2 separate regions of the Homo sapiens genome follow, and region 1 is linked to region 2. The links are chromatin loops, found by intact Hi-C in ENCODE. Cell type or tissue: IMR-90. All regions are shown on one strand. Links, peaks and the distances in the headings refer to the core of each region. The heading gives the core; the rest is flanking DNA.

The links. Hi-C counts contacts between places; a loop is a spot of excess contacts. Peaks named below come from ENCODE experiments on the same cell type or tissue, not always from the same donor. Only the 100,000 strongest peaks of a DNase experiment are listed, where the experiment ranks them.
Region 1: a loop joins it to region 2, with 2.7 times the contacts of the local background. A loop is called at or near these places in 2 of 110 quality-filtered maps.

The regions. Positions count from the first base shown.
Region 1 is chr3:64,287,424-64,295,767 of GRCh38, forward strand. No RefSeq gene overlaps it. Among named protein-coding and RNA genes, the nearest start is that of PRICKLE2, 66 kb to the left of the region's middle. In IMR-90, for the core only: no CTCF peak of the experiment used is centred there; a DNase peak (open chromatin) is centred at 4,098; H3K27ac peaks cover 709 bases.
Region 2 is chr3:64,337,236-64,345,579 of GRCh38, forward strand. No RefSeq gene overlaps it. Among named protein-coding and RNA genes, the nearest start is that of PRICKLE2-DT, 100 kb to the right of the region's middle. RefSeq lists an enhancer at 7,570-8,151. In IMR-90, for the core only: no CTCF peak of the experiment used is centred there; DNase peaks (open chromatin) are centred at 3,566, 5,906, 7,056 and 7,756; H3K4me3 peaks cover 509 bases; H3K27ac peaks cover 4,164 bases.

The DNA.
Region 1 (8,344 bases), core at 161-8,160, 50 kb before region 2:
TACTAAGCACCATATGGTATTTGCTCATCACAGCTGTGGCTAAATGATCCCATGGTTATCTGTTCCATGTTGGTCTTCCCTTCCAGAATATAAAACCACATGGTAGCAGTGCCCACACTTATCCATCACTTCAACCCCAGATCCAGCCCAGCACCTGGAACATAGAAGGTACTCAAATATTTATTGATTCATTGAATGAACAGAGATGAAATTAGTGGATAAAACTAAGCTAGGAAACAGTTACTGCTGAAGGAGTTCAGGAGATACTACCGCAAATATGTCACTTTGGTATGCTGATGATTTCAAACTGAGGGCACTTGGGAGACAGTGGATATAAGAAGGGGCTTTCTCTGGGCTCCTCTTTAGTTGTCTGAAGACAGATACTGCAAAAGGGAGTCAATTGTCATAAATCCTCTCCCAGGGAATCTCACCAACCAGGGAACTTTGGCTTACAGGAGAAGAGACCTCCAGGTGATACCACACCCAGACAGATTTTTGTCACAGCCTGTTCTTCGGAAGGCCTACTCATCTTTCCCAAGAATCACTTACTCTCTCCTACGTCGCCCACCACCACCTATCCTCTTCCCTAAGGAAAGGGTATATAAGCTTTCAAATATCACTGGGTTTGGGATATTCACTTTTCTTTCACGTGGTGCCCTCATGCACATGCATATCTTTATTCTTGTTAATCTGCCTATTGTCAGTTTATTTCATAAACTCAATTATTGAACCCTCAGAGGGTAGAGGGAAAGTCTTCCCTCCCTGACACTGTTCTTAGGAAAGTTGCACTCAGAATGGGAACTTACTCAGAGAAATACAGATTTACTATTATTACCTATAATGATGGCATTGATGACATGGCATAGAAGACAGATAGGAGCAAGTAGATCAGAGAGGATTCTAAAAGATTCTAGCTAAACAGAAAGTCGTTACTAGTCTGTAAGAACTAGAGTCAGATCCTAATTATCACCATTGTGCTTTTAAGTACCAAATGCTAACTTGGGAGCTTGAATTTGGAACTCAAGTCAAAATGATAAGGTTGACCTCTTTTTAAGATTTACTAAATCATCTCTCTTTATTTTTGTTCAACTGCACTTCAATCATTTTTTAAAGCTCCCAGAACTATAGAACATTCAAATACTCTGAGGAGCAATGACTATATCTAGAACCTTAATGAAAATTTTAAAGGTTGATTTCATTCTCAAGTGCTTCAATAAAAACAAGAACAAGAACAACACTGAGGCCCAAGCAAGAACTCAGGTAGGGTAGTGTGAAATTCAAATGCAAGGTAGATGGATTCCTGAGAAAGGGAGAAAGTCAAGTGTCTTGGCATTCTACAAAAATTTACAACACGTGCAACACAACTGTGCCTATATCGTTTGAAAGAATCTTTCATTGTTTAAAATTGTCAATTGTGGATAAACATGTTGCAAAAAAAGATAAAGAGATTGACCACACCACAGCAGTTTTAATCGTAACCATGAACAGAAGGTAATGGCTTCATTTCTTTATTCTTTCAAGGAAATAGGGTTGTATTTGTTACCCATAACAACATTGACAGGTTCAACTTCTGGAACCACCAAACATAAATGCCTAAAAACTTTCTTTTACTCTTAACTAAAAAATAAATCCATACCCAACAGAGAAAGCTTTGTTAGGCAAGAGATACTTAAGTGTGAATTCCACACAAAATTGGGTTTGCTTTTGGTTGCAGAGATGTGCCCTCCTTAGGTAAATATAATGGCAAGATACAAAGTACTCTTTCCTTGGAAAGCCTTAGCTCATAAGATTATATATCAGTGAAGTACATTTTTGTAACAGAAACGAATAAATGTTACAGTGTGCACCTGAAGTTCAACTCAATTCCAGAAAAGCAGTTTTCAGTGGTAACATCTAAATCAGGTACCCAATCCAAGCATTTTTCAAATGGCCAAAACTGGAGTAATAGTATCTTTTACACAAATATCTTTCAAATGAATTATGGCAATATAATCTAAGACACGCTCACATTTCCAAATAATAAAACATAGGCAAAAATTTAAATAACTGTCTTGCATCATTGCTGTCATAGAAATTATGACAACTGTCTATAGAAAATTAGGATATGAAAAGAGGAGGTTGTGGATAGCATTGGTCTCCCAAGCCAAGACTCAACCACTTCATCTAACACAAACCTGGGCATATCTTAGGTCTTTTCCGCCTGACTTTGAACTTGAACAGTGAACATCTGTCTTTTGTCTTCTTTAAAATGAAAGAATTAGATAGCACAATCTAGACAGTTTCAAACAACTGTAACTAGAATACTTTTCCACTATATAATTAGGTTAGACAAAGACACCACATGAATAATATTGAACTGTTGTGATAGCCTTCAACACCACAGGAGTTTAACAACCCCACTGGGAATCAACCCCACTGGCAGAAAAAATCTTAGAAGCTGTGACAACATGTGAGTCAAGATATCCAAAGTTAAACAGGCTCTCACTTTAATATCTAGAAATAATATCTAGAAAATGTGTGGCCCTAAGAGAGAAAGTTTTTGAAAAGGTGCCATTTTCCAACAATCTCAAAGGTCATTAAAGTTAGCTGGCATGACATTTAGATACTTTAAGAGACAAAGAAATGCAAACCCCATGCAGGAAATACAGAGTAGCCTGGAGTGCTCCAGACTTCTATAACATCTAGCTTAAATCTAAGGGTCACAGGCTATCTATCTGACCACTCACTTTATTAATTTATGAAGTCAACGACATAGTAAATATAAATAGGACTCAGGGTATCCCAACAGCATTAAGGACAAGAATCCAGTTTGCGTTGCACCTGAAGTTTTCAATCATCGTGCAATCTCAACCAGCTGACGAGGTATCCTTAGAAGACAAGTGTTTCCTTAGTGAATAAGCACCTTTTGACCTCAGAAAGATTTACAATGAGGTACAGACATGTCTAAGGGAAGCCTATTACAAAACTTTATATTGTTTGTGTTATGAAATCTATAAATATTTTGCACTTAATCACTTTAACATTTAAGAGAATTTGGCCCATCCAAATTACCGGTTGTTTTTGTTATTTCAATTTAAAACATCTTGTTATTCCAGTTTACTTGAGTAAGGAGTACAGGCTTATTTGAAACTAAAAAAAATCTCATGAAATTTACATATAGTTTTAGGATATTTAGGTCAATGTTCACCACATTTATAAGTTTGATTTATGAGAATTATAATAATTATTAAAAGAGACAGGAAAAGATGTTTTCCTTGGGGAAGGAAGAAGCCAAGCCAGATGATTTAAAAAGAAACCAATTGCTTTGTGTTTATGAATGCATCTCAAAATATAAAGAGTTACTTATGTTTGTAAACGCAGACTGAAGATTTATAAATGTGATAGAATAGTAAGACTGAATGTTGAACTTTAGGAAGAATTGGTTAATTAATTGAATGTTAATTTTTAAAACCAAAGCCACCTGTAAATAATCTTTCCTTTAAAGAAAAACTGCCCTCCAGGGGCTCAGAAAACTCATAAAAACCTCTGCTTGTAAGGTAGCCTCCAAGGGCTGGTGTGAAGGCCACAGTAGGGATTGGGGCTGATTAATATGTGGTAATGTAACATGTCTCAGGGTAGGCCCAGTCTATCAGCTGCCAACAAGTACGAAATCCATGCTGCAGGCCACGCCCTGTGCTAAGCACTTTGTAGACAGCACCTCTTTGTTTTATACAGCAGCAATGCAAAGCTTAGGGACGTTAGGTAACCTGCCACGATGACAGGAATGGGACTTGAACCCAGTGCTCTCAACCACCACCCATTTGCCTCCTGTAAGAAAAATATCCCATCGACCTAGTGAATTTCTAGAATCTTGCTACTCAAAGTGTGGTCCAGGGAACCATCAGAATTGGCACTGCCTGGGAGCATTTAGAAATGCAGATCCTCAGCCCTACTGAATGAGGGTCTGCAGGTGATTCTTGGGCACGTTAGAGTATGAGAAGCAGTCTTCTGGAGCAGGGATTGGCAAACTTTTTCTGCAAGGCCAAAAAGGAAAAGCATGTTGGGCTTTTAGGGCCGTGTGGTCTCTGTTGCAACCACTCAACTTTGCCACGGAAGCAGGCATGGATGACACACAAATGACTAAGCATGGCTGTGTTTCAGAGACTCATTTTTACAATAATAGGCTGAGGGCCAGATTTGGCCCATGGGCCACAGTTTGCCAACCCATGATCTAGTGTACAGTAGCTACACCACTGAGATGGATATGTTTTCTGATTTGCTAGAAGAAAACTGAATACCTTCTCCACCTTGGAAGGCAAGCCCAGCCAACTCCTCTTTCACTGGTAGCAAGCAGCAGATTCACAGTAATACCGTTTGCCAACCTCGTCCAACATTTTTTTTTTCTTGAGGTCAGAAGATTACGTCTCAGTCTTAACATCATTTTCAAATGGTGGGCCCAATATTGAAGGGGACAGTGGAAATTCACCCCCCACCCCCCCAAAAAAAAGAAAAGAAAAATCCCTTTTGTATAAATAAATCAAATGTAAAAGATTTAAATGCAGTAAGATCTTTGGGGAGTTATAAAGAATTGGCCTTGTTTTTCAGTAAACACGATTGCATAAATGCAACTGGCTTTAGCACATTAACAGACTGGGATGCCTCAAATTCTCAAGAACTTCTGAGCCAATTCCTACACGATGATTAAATATGCTGGACAGCCATTCTGTAACTGGACTATTTTGCTCCACAGATTAGCCCACTCTCGCATTAGGGAGCACATTTATTGCTCAACTCTGAGTAAAGGCCATGCATCCCATTGCAAAGTCTCAACTTTTCCATCAGATGTTCCCATAAAAAATCTGAATACAGGAATTAAATCAACAGGAATTGCACTTTTTCTTCTCTTTCACTTTTCCTGGTATGAGCAGGAAAGGGGCTTCTCGCAGTTGGCAGGGAACTCGGCAAAAGAGGTTTAAGAACTGGTTTTGTGAAGGTGCTGTAGCCAAGCAGTTTCATGTCCTCCACTTATTCAGGAGAATTTGGAGAAAATAAAAATGAGGTAAACCAGGCAACTGAGGAAAATGGTGTTTATCATGGGCATTCATTGAGTGATTACCATATGCAAGGTGCCATGTGCTCAAGCCTTCATGAGGAGTATCTACGTTCATCTCCCCACATTTCTACATGTGTTATGAAGGAGAACCAATATAGAGAGGAAGAAACCGAGGCACAGTGAGATCAAAGATCACAGAGCTAGTGGAGACAGTGCATGGATTTGAACCCTTAGACCTCAGAACCTAACTTAATCTGCATTAAACAGAACTCAAGTATTGTTCAGTAGTTTTGCAGTGCCCTCTCAAACCTATGCTAAGAGCAGAAGCCTCCAGTCTCCCCTTCTGCCCCAACCCAGGCAGGGTTAAGTGCCCCGTGCTCCCAGAAGCCACTTGACCTCAGCATGCCCTCTACACTGCACTGTCTACTCCTCTGCCTTGCTATCCAATGGATAAACTATGGCACCTCCGCCTGTGCACTATGAACCTTTGGGGCCAGGACATGCTTTGTTGAAGGGGGCTCTCTTATGCGTTACAGGATGTTTAGCAGCCTCCCTGGCCTCTACCCAGTAGATGCCAGCAGAAACCCTCTGTCCACCCCACCACCCTCTAGTTGTAACAAGCAAATGTATCTCCAGACATTTGCCAAATGTCCCCGGTGTGGGGTAGGGGGTGGGCACGGTGGAGGCAAAATTGCCCCTGGTTGGAATCACTGCTATAAAACCTTTGAGGACAGGATAACTGTCTATGTCATTGTTTCTTTACCACCTAACAAAGGAGATGGCACACAGTACTCCTTCGTACTTTATCCCCAGAATAGCTCTCAGCTCTATCCTGTGCATCATCACTGCCACCGTTCTAGTGCCAGCCGCCTTCGTCTTTCGTCTGGTCTAGCAGAGGAGCCTCCTAACTGATTTCCCGGTACCCTCCCTGGTGACCCATCCATTCTGCTGAGATACAAGAGAGTTTTCAAAGCCCAATCTATTCATTCTACTATCCTCCTTAAGGCTTTCCACTGGTTTTCCACTGCTCGTCAGACAAGACTTCTCGACATGACCTATGGAGCCCTCAATGGTCTGCCAATCTCTGCAGCCTCATCCTCTCACTACCTGTGCTACAGTTCCTTGAAAGGTCCAGATGCCACTGCCCTTTGGCCTTTGCATATGCCGTTCCACATCTGTGGAAAGCCATTTTCCCTCCATTTCCCTGTCCTGCCTATGGACCTCAGCACAGGTGTTGCTTCTTCCTGGTCTAAAGCAGGTTCCTTTGTTCAAGGTCCCCGTGGAACCAAGTTTCATTCTTTCCTAGCCTTCCTCAACATGACCATTTATCATAAAAGAGGGAAGCCACCCTGTCTACTTTTCTTCACTACTGTAATTTCAGTGCCTGGGCCCTGGTGAGTACTCAATGAATATTTATTGACTACACATGCATAATCAGTAACTTAACCGAGAGACACCCTCTCACAATATAGAGGTTTTGCCAATGAGGTGCCCTGAAGGAAAATGGCTCAGTATATGAATTCTGGAATCAAACTGCTTGGGTTCAATTCCAGCTCTGGTACTTAATAGCTGCGAGACCTTGGATAGAACACTTACCCTCCCTGTCCCTCAGTTTCCTCACTTGTAAAATGAGAAAAACAGTAACTACTCTCATGGCATCCCGGTCTATAAAGTACCTGAAAATGTATAAAGTCTTCATTCCATGCTTGGGACATGAAAAGTGCTATATAAGAATTTGCTGCTATTATTATTGTTATTATTACTAGTAATATTTTTATTTACACATGATGGGTAAGGTAATGGGTTCATTTTTTTCTGATCTCAGCACAGGTGATAACAGCAGACACAACTGATTTCTTCCAAGTCCTGTGGGAGGAGATCCATTTTCACATTCTACAGACTCCCATGTCATCCCTAAGGTCCTTATAGGGCTGAAAGCAGCTTTACAAATGGTCCCTTGATCAAGTTCCATAGAACCAACTCCTGAGTTCATGACAATAGTCCTGCTCCATCAGCTGTGCACCTCTGGAGCAGAGTGGAGGGTGATAAGGGACTCTCAGAACCTTTGACAGTAGACTAATAAAAGATTGGGCTTGTTTGCAATGCTGATTAAAATCCAGCCTCCTTGGAAAGTCAAATCTATTCTGTGGAACTTTTCCATTCAGAAACTATGGAAACGCAAGTCAAAGTTGTTTTTAGTCTCTTCTTCATTCAACAGATATTTCCAAAATGCAACTTTGGTGCCAGGAGAAGAGATTGGCAGCTACCATTTATTATAGGAGCCTGAGCCATTGATCACATTTTGATGAGTGGCTTTTACTAATCTCTTATATACTTACAAGGATTCACCATGTTATTATAGGGCTCCTCCGGTTCACTGAAAGCATATTTCAGAGAAACTCAAGTCCTTTTACTCCTTGCATTCATGTGCAGAATCACCATTCTCAAAGCATAATTTCTGATTCCAAATATAACTGCAGGTCAAATTCCATTATGAAAAACTTCTGATGCATATCTAGGCATAAGATATTGTTGCCTGCAATGAGCAGACCATTGTTTGGCTGAGATTTGGAAACCCTGTTGTCATGTAAAGATTCTATTGTGTTAGGATTTGTTGTAATGGGATTTAGCCTATAGCTGAACTGGAAATTAGCAAATGGACACTTTTATTTCGTGAATCCTGGTGCCAGAAGTTACTGGTATAAGAACCAGCTTTCTCCTAATGAGGCAATTAATACCTCAACGGGGTCCTTCTAAAACACATTTTACTACTTTACTCCTCAGAAGGTAGGATAAGTAATAAAATATCAAAAGATGGCGAGATAAACATTAGGGTAACGGGGATTAAGGTTGCTGACAAGAGGTCATTTTTATTCTCCCTTTATGTAATGAGAAAGAGTAGATCACAACTCCAAATACTTCTTTTTTGTTTGTTTGTTTTTGAGATGGAGTCTCACTCTGTTGCCCAGGCTGGAGTGCAGTGGCCTGATCTAGGCTCACTGCACGCTCCTCCTCCCAGGAATACACCATTCTCCTGCTTCAGCCTCCTGAGTAGCTGGGACTACAGGCACCTGCCACCAGGCCCGGCTAATTTTTTGCATTTTCAGTAGAGACAGGGTTTCACCGTCTTAGCCAGGATGGTCTCTATCTCCTGACCTCGTGATCCACCCGCCTCAGCCTCCCAAAGTGGTGGGATTACAGGCATGAGCCACCATGCCCGGCCTCAAAACACTTCTTTTTAAAAAAGCACTACGAGCACTCAGATTCTCCTTGTACAGCATGACTTCCATCACGCTCTGATCTTACCCAACT
Region 2 (8,344 bases), core at 167-8,166:
GGAGACCCTTGGCTCAGGCAATGCTTATCAAAAAATGCAGGATGGCAAAAGGAAAACTATCTCAGTCACAACAAACTGGATAATCCAAGTCTCAAGGTGTTGCTTTCTCACCTTCACTTGACTCAAGTCTTTCCTCCTGGTCTCCATTCTGCCCCAGTGGCAGAGACCACCTGGAACACATCTTACCTTGGTGGGCCGCCAGGACATCTGCCACCTTACTGCTCAGACTGGCATCACCCAGCAGCTTGTTAGAGATATAGGATCTCATGCCCCACTCCGGCATCTTCATTTTAATAAGTTCCCCAAGTTATTCTTATACTCTAAAATTTGAGATGTTTGCTCTAGATTTCTTAATGTCTGAGCTTAAGAGGAAATTCAAGAGCAGGCAAAGAGAAGGATTTCCTATGTCATATAAAGAAAGACTATCTACTGAAGTCCCTATTTTGTATAAGGACTTGCTGCTTCCTTGAGACTGATACCACTCATGAAAACAATAACAACAGCAACAGCAAACAAGTATCAAGTGCTCACTGTATGCCAGACAGTGTAATAAACTATTTACGTCATCTCACTTAAGACTCATATGGTCTGTAAAATGGGAACAATGATATTACTCCCAACACACGCACAATAGCAGGTTGTGTGCTCATAGTCTCATTCAGGTGACAGTGAAGGTAAAGGAAAATTTGGACCTACCTGCATGAAGGAGGCTGAGAGGTATGTGTGCATATGTATGCACACATGTGTGTGCATGTGCAAGCATTAACCTTAGCAAGAAAAGGCAGCTGCTCATCTTTCATGTCCCATTTTCTTTAGGCTCTCTCTGAACCACCTACCCGAGTTCCCACCTACAGAAAACAAATTTGGGATCATCTTAAATTTGGAGCATGGGTGAAAATACAAATCGATTTCTTTTTGGCCGAAATTGACAAAATTCATATGGACATTCAAGGGACCCAGAGTAGCCAAAACAATCTTGAAATAGAAGAGCAAGACAGGAAGAGTCACATTTCTCTATTTCAAAACTTACTACAAACCTATAATAATACAGACAGTGTGGCACTGAAATAAGGACAGACATACGGATCAATGGAATATAAATGAGAGACCAGAAATGAACCCATGTATCTGTTGTCCATTGATTTTTGGAAAAAGTATCTAGATAATTAAATGGCAGAAATAATAATCTTTTCAATAAATGGTTTTGAGACAACTGGACATCCACATGCAAAATAAAGAAGTTGAACCCCTTTCTCACACCATACATAAAAATTAACTCAAAATGGATTACAGACCTAAATATAAGAGCTAAAACTGTAAAATTTCTAGAAGAAAATAAAGGAGTAAATCTATATAACCTTGGGATAGCCAATGGTTCCTTAGATATGACCCTAAATCACAAGTGACAAAAAAATATAGATCACTTGGGCTTCATAATGATTAAAAACATCTGTCCTTCAAAGGATACCATCAAGAAAGTGAGAAGATAATCCATAGAAGGGGATAAAATATTTGCAAAGCATATATCTCATATAGGATTTGAATGTAGAATATACAAAAAAACTTTAAAACAATAAAAAGATAAATGACTCAAAAATGGACAAAGAATCTGAACAGACATTTCTCAGAAAAATAAGATATATAATGGCCAATAAGTACATAAAAAGATGCTCAATATCATTAGCCATCAGGGAAATACAAATCAAAACCACAGTGAGATGTGACTTCACAACCATTAGGATGGTTATAATCAAAAGACAGACCATAACAAGGATTAGTGACGATACAGAGAACTGGCAACCTTCACACATTGCAGATGGGAATGTAAAATGGTACAGCCACTTTGGAACAGTTTGACCCCAGGATGTTATAAATGGAGTTACTATATGACCCAGGAATTTTACTCCAGGAAATATATCCAAGAGAAAAGAAAACATATGTTTATGCAAAAACCTATATATGAATATTTATGGCAGCATTATTCATCATAGCTGAAAAGCAGAAACAACCCAAATGCCCACCAACACTTGAATAAACAAAGTGTGGTATATCCATCCAATGAAATATTATTCAGCAATAAAAAGGAATGACATATTGATACAGGCTCCAACTTGGTTGAACCTTGAAAACTATGCTAAATGAAAGAAGCCAGTCACAAAAGACTGAATATTGTATGATTCAATTTATACAAAATGTCCAGAATAGGCAAATCCATAGAGAAAGAAAGTAGATTGGGGACTGCCTAGGGCTCAGGGACGGAGAGGTGGAGGGAAAAGTGAATGCTAATCTTTTTTTTTTTCTTTGAGTTGGAGTCTTGCTCTGTCACCCAGGCTGGAGTGCAGTGGTGCCATCTTGGCTCACGGCAACCTCTGGCTCCCAGATTCAAGCAATTCTCCTGCCTCAGCCTCCTGAGTAGCTGGGATTACAGGCACCTGCCACCACACCTGGCTAATTTTTGTATTTTTAGTAGAGAGGGGGTTTCACCATTAGTCAGGCTGGTCTCAAACTCCTGACCTTGGGTGATCCTCCCACCTCGGCCTCCCAAAGTGCTGCGATCACAGGCATAAGCCACTGTGCCTGGCTGTGAATGCTAGTCACTGGGTGATAAAAATGTTCTGGAGTTAATGGTGACAGTTGAACAACCACGGGAATACACCAAAAAACGTTGAGTTGTATACTTTATATGGGTGAGCTGTATGGTACGTGAAATATATAATATCTCAATAAAGCTGTTGGATAAAAATAAGGGCCTAGGGCCACTTCCATTATTTACCCATCCTAAAGACAGTTCTAATGATTCAGGTCAGAGGCTGGAGCTCAGTCGCTCCCCTTAAGCCTGGCCCAGCCCCACTTCTGTACCTGCCTGCTGTTAAAAACAGAAATATTTTTATTCTTGAGGAAAAATGAATATGATGATGAGTGGCCAGGCAATGAGGTCCCTCCAGGCCCTGGGCTATAATTAACACAGCCACCAGCTCTGAAGCCAGTTCTCCCTGGAATTTTCTAATACTCTCTATGGAAGAGTCAAGCTTCTAGTTTGGTCCCCCTTCCCCAAGGGGGCAGAGAAGCCAGCAAGCCAACTGAGCTTGTGTCTTGGTCTCTAAATAAGAACAATTCAGCCAAAGGAAGATGGTTGGGAGAGAAGTGATTGTTAATGTAGTACAAGTGTGACACTGAATTTCTCTCTTTCTCCTCACCTAATGAGATTTTCATTTTAATTAGGCTGACTCCATCCGCCATCTCTTCTTAAATCCATATACTAATAGAACATGAGATTGCATCCCAATCCAAACTTTCTATCTGGATGGGTTTGAGCAGCAAATAATTTAGAGAAGTTAGACTGTGAAAGGATCTTACTTGTCTAATAATTTAATTAGCCGAGATATTATGGGCAATTTACACTTCACTGATGACATCCCCCACTGCATGAGTTAACGCAGGGGAAGAGCGCTTTAGCAAAACGCTAGGAATGACATTTTCATATACCCCTGAGATTCCAAGGACATCAGCTCACCAGGAAAAGCCAGACAGAAATCTACATGCATGACTCAAAGTAGTCAGTTCCCACTGGTAGTTACTCATGTTGCTTCGGAGGAAAGAAGACTCTCAAATATCGAGTTTAACATAAATACGTCTGTTCCCTGTGTACTTTCCAAATTTTAAATGCTGCAAGTTCTTTCCAGACCTCTAGCTAAAAGGAAAAACAAGGTTAATTGCTCCGACCCCCGCAAAAGACCAGTGCAGACTAGCAAATACGTACATACACAAACACGCACACACAGAGCAACTTGCTCTAATTGTTTTGAGAGGGGTGCAGATTTCTCATGGAGAATCTGGCAAGCTCGCCTGCTGTGTTCCACAGCCATTTCCAACCCCGTGGACTTCTCCTCTCATTTTTTCAGTCAGTACGTAATTTAGACCTGCGAGGATTTAAACTACAGGGCTATAATTTGTTATAATGTGCGTTTCTTTACTTTCTCTCTTTTTTTTTTTTTTTCAGGACAGTTCTAAACTTCCATGGCTCTTATGAATTAAATGAAGATGTAGTAAAGACCTTAAAATGAGGCCTAAAGGAAAAAACAAAAATTCTTCCTCCTCCAGCTCCAGTTGGAGTTCCGAATGACTTCCTAATCCTGCTGTTTCTGGGCCAACCACCCCCACCTTTCTCTATTCCTTTCCTAAGAACCAACTGCATCTCAGCCTGTTCTTTCTTGGCTCTGCCAGAAGGGAGCCCTCCTGCATGCCTGGGACCACCCACAGACTGCTGGCTCTGTTTGGACAGGAGGACCCAACTGCAAAGAGGGAACATCTTGCCTGTTTCCAAAAGGGGGGTGAGTCACCTTGGTTCAAGCAGTCAGCTCTTAGCAGCAGTTACACACTCCCACCCTCACCCCCATGGCCTTACATGGCCAGAGTCTAGGTGGCATCTAGAATAGGGATGTCCAAGTGGCAGCTGATGGACCAATGCTTGGCTGGCCAGAACATAACTACCCACTGAGGTTTATGAAATACACAGATTTCCAGGGCCCGCCCCCAGAGGTTTTGATGCAGAAGGTCCTGGCATGGTAACTGAGAATCTGTCCGAGGTGACATTGATGGACAGCGAGGCTTGAGACCCACTGGTTTGGAACCAAGATACTCAAGGTAAGGTTCTCAAGGAAGTGAGATAAGGTGGAAATGTGGGAGAAGATGTGTCTCTTAACACCACTATCACAGGAGCCTTTCTGGGTGCCTTTTGAAAGAGGACTCACATACTGGGGTATGTGGAGTTGGTCAGAATAGGGTTTTTTAAAAGGTGAAAACTTTGGAATTGAACAGACTTGGCTTCCAGTTTCTCTGAAACTGACAGACCCAACTTCCAGTTCCTCCTTTGTTATTTAGGTGCTGGGAAATCTTGAACAAGTCTGAGCCTCAATTTCCTCAAATGATAAATGGGAATGGTGAGGCTGAGGATGATAAAGGATAATCACTAACAATTACATTGTGCATACTTTGTGCTGGCCACTGTTCTAATATTACAGACATCCATTTGCTGGGATGTTGAGCATGAAGTCAGATATTTCATATAACATGCTCAGCATATTGCCTTACACATTGTTAAAAAGAAGCTACTGTTATGGTTTTATGTCCTTATTTGTCCAGGAAGATAACTGCCCTTACTGTCTCCTTAGGCAGGATGCAAACTTCCACACCCCTCCAGCCAGCAGTTTCCTGGCCATGCAGCCCCCTCTCCCACCCCATCCGTGATCTAGTTTCTCATGCTGTCCCTATAACATACACCTTAAGGTTCTAGCATGAAAGGCCCTGGTTAAGATAAAACTGTTCTTATGGAATAAAATACTTTCCTGTTAGACTTCAGATATAATTTATTTTTCAGACCAATTACTTAGCAGGATCCTAAAGAGTTTAGGATAAAAAAAGAATACAAGGGAAAGCAGAAGTCAAGAGTGTAAACTGGGGTAAAATTTGCATATCCTTTCAAGTTAAGGATCTTCATCTTAGGATCATAGACACGTTGGAAAACCTATTATAATCCATGCACTCTCTCGCCAGAAAATCCTATGTGGGCATGTGCACATATAAAATATTCTGCATATAACTTCAGGAGATTCATTACACTGATGCCCATCAATGGATGCCCTTGGGAAATTGTGGCCTATAAGTTGAAAATCCAGCCTTTTAGTTCAAGGGTTAGCAAACTCTTTCTTTTCAGGGTCAGATAGTAAATCTTTTTAACTCTGGAGGTCATATGGTCTCTGTTACAACTACTCAGTCCTGCCACTGTAACGCAATAGCTGCCACATATGATAATGAAACAAATCACATGGCTGTGTTCCAATGAAACTTTATTTACAAAAACGGGCTACAGTTTGCTGACCCTTGCTTTGAGTTTTGGTATGCCACCATGAGTCATTACCCATTCAGGGAACATGTAGGGCCCCAGGCTTCCACAGAGTACAGTCTGACAAGAATGCTTTCTTCCCTGCAAGCTCCCCCAACAACCCTCTGCCCCCCTGCCCCTCCACCACCCCAGGCTTGGCTAAATACCTTCACAGCTTAGTAGTCTAGATTTCTAGGACTATGGCAGCTTCAAGGAGGTCTTGCTTCTCTCTCATTTAACTCTCTCCCCAGACCCTAAAAGTATCATGCCCTCTAAGCTGTTCTCATTAAAATCTCCTTCTATATAAATGAACCTAACGTCTAAACAGCAATGTTTTCATCCCTTGAAAATGCAGCTGCACATACATTTACAAGATTCGAGTGGAAGTGCTTAACCTAGGGGTATTGGTTCATCCCAAGTAGGTCTTGAAGGGAATAAAGAAAAAGAATAACATGGCCTAAAAACCTAGAGCAGGCCTGGGTTGTCCTAAGTAATTACATAAATTACTTAAGTGGGGTTACCATAGGTTAGAAAATCGCCTTATTAGTTTTGACAAATTTCATGAGAAAACGCTGCATCTTTAGATGCGGCATGATTAAAACATAATCTGCAGACGGCAGGAAGAGAACAGCCACTCCATTTTCCCCTGTGGTCATGTTTTTTTAAAGAACCTTTTAAATAATAGACACGGTTGTAATCAGATGCTACCCAAAGATAGATATGACATTATTAACCATGGAGAAGAGCCTGTTTCTCATCCCTCCTCTGCTAGATTTGCGCTATCCAACACACAGGATATACATCTGGGCTGATAATTAAACATGTTTAATGTTCATCGTAGCTGTTCTATGGAACGTGTTGCCACAGACTGCCTTTTGTATCCTTAGCTTGGACTTACTCTCGGATGAATGTGTGAGTGGGATGTGGGTGAAGTCACCTTGCCAACCAGACAGAAAGACAAAAATCACTTGATTCAAGAACCGTTTGCAGTTTTTCAGCCCAACTCCCAGCTCTCTTTCTTCATTTCCCAGGAATCTTTTCTTAATGTAAAATATCTTCCTGTTGACATGACAGGGAGAGTGGGGGGAAGGCTGGTTTTCATCCAGAGGAAACTGCTGGCTAAAGAACAGTAACTTGAAGTAGAGGAGTCTGAACCCCAAACCACACATGACAAGATGAGCACATTGAGTGTCCCATTTAGTCTGTGATTCAGATGTCTGAGTTCCTCTTACAGATATCTTCTCAGCTACATCATACAATTAAAAAACCCCCTCCATGACCTAACTATTGTAAATTCTTCAGTTCACTCAATTTAAAAACCTTCCAGGGAGCTTCAGCGTGAACAAGAGGCTATTTTTACAGCACCCCCAGGCATGCAAAGTGTTAGAAAAAAGCATCATCCCTCATGGGTCAATTAATTTAGAGGTCAGCTACCTCACCACCTGAAAAGATATATTTGTCTGTCCTGCAAGCATCTACAACTACAGGCAGACATTGTCCAAAGAATGGTAAACAAAGGAAACTTTTTACCCGATAAACATTTGGTCTTGATACGGGAAGTTCTCTTTTCCCAGTGGAAGCAAATGAAAATGCCACTGTTACATTTTTTCACAGGAGATGAGCCTAAAAGATGCCTTTGAGACACCAACAATCTGTATGCTGCAGGCTTTGGTATTTAACACAAGTGAAAGGGGCTTTGCCCTGCAATGGGAAGCCATGTTTGGTTTTGTTCTTAGAGATCTGTCTGAGTTTCCTAATTAGGAAGACGCCTGGAGAACATCAACAGGTCAAATATTTATTCTCGGAGAAGAGGCCAGGCTCGCCTAACATGCTCTCCCGATGTGTAGGTGAGTCACTTCCAAAGGCAGGAAGGATTACAAGCTGCTGAGTTCACAAATGGCTGCCAAGCTCAGGAGTTAGGGCCTCCTTCCCCAACTGTGCATGCATCACAGCTCACCAACCCACCTGGGGGCTCAGCATGACACAAAGGCTGAGCTCCTGCTCCTGGGGAGGTCAGCTCCAATCACTGGCATTTCAGAAAGCCCAAGAATGTTTGTCTTCCAAAGAGCTAATGCATAAGACCAGTTGGCCTGGAAAGGTTATTACCTTGAAGAATGCTAGGAGTCAAGAAGACAGATAACTGGCACCTATGATGCTAAATCCCCGTTTCCTTGGTTCCAAAATGTTATTCCATCACCCACAATCTGCTCCTTTTCTATTCTCTGCCTCTCTTTCCCTCTTCCTCTCCACCCCACCCCTACACCTTTGCATGAACCCCTTAAGTTCCTTTGAATAAAGCAACACAGCCTTTCCCTCTTGGTCTTTCATCTGTCACTAATTGGGATCAGTATTTTCCAGTTATATAAAGAGTGCCTGTGTGGCTTTATAACATATGCTGACAAATCATTTGGCAAACACTTTCTTTTGTTGCAACAAACTGCACTGTGGAGGACCGTAGCATTG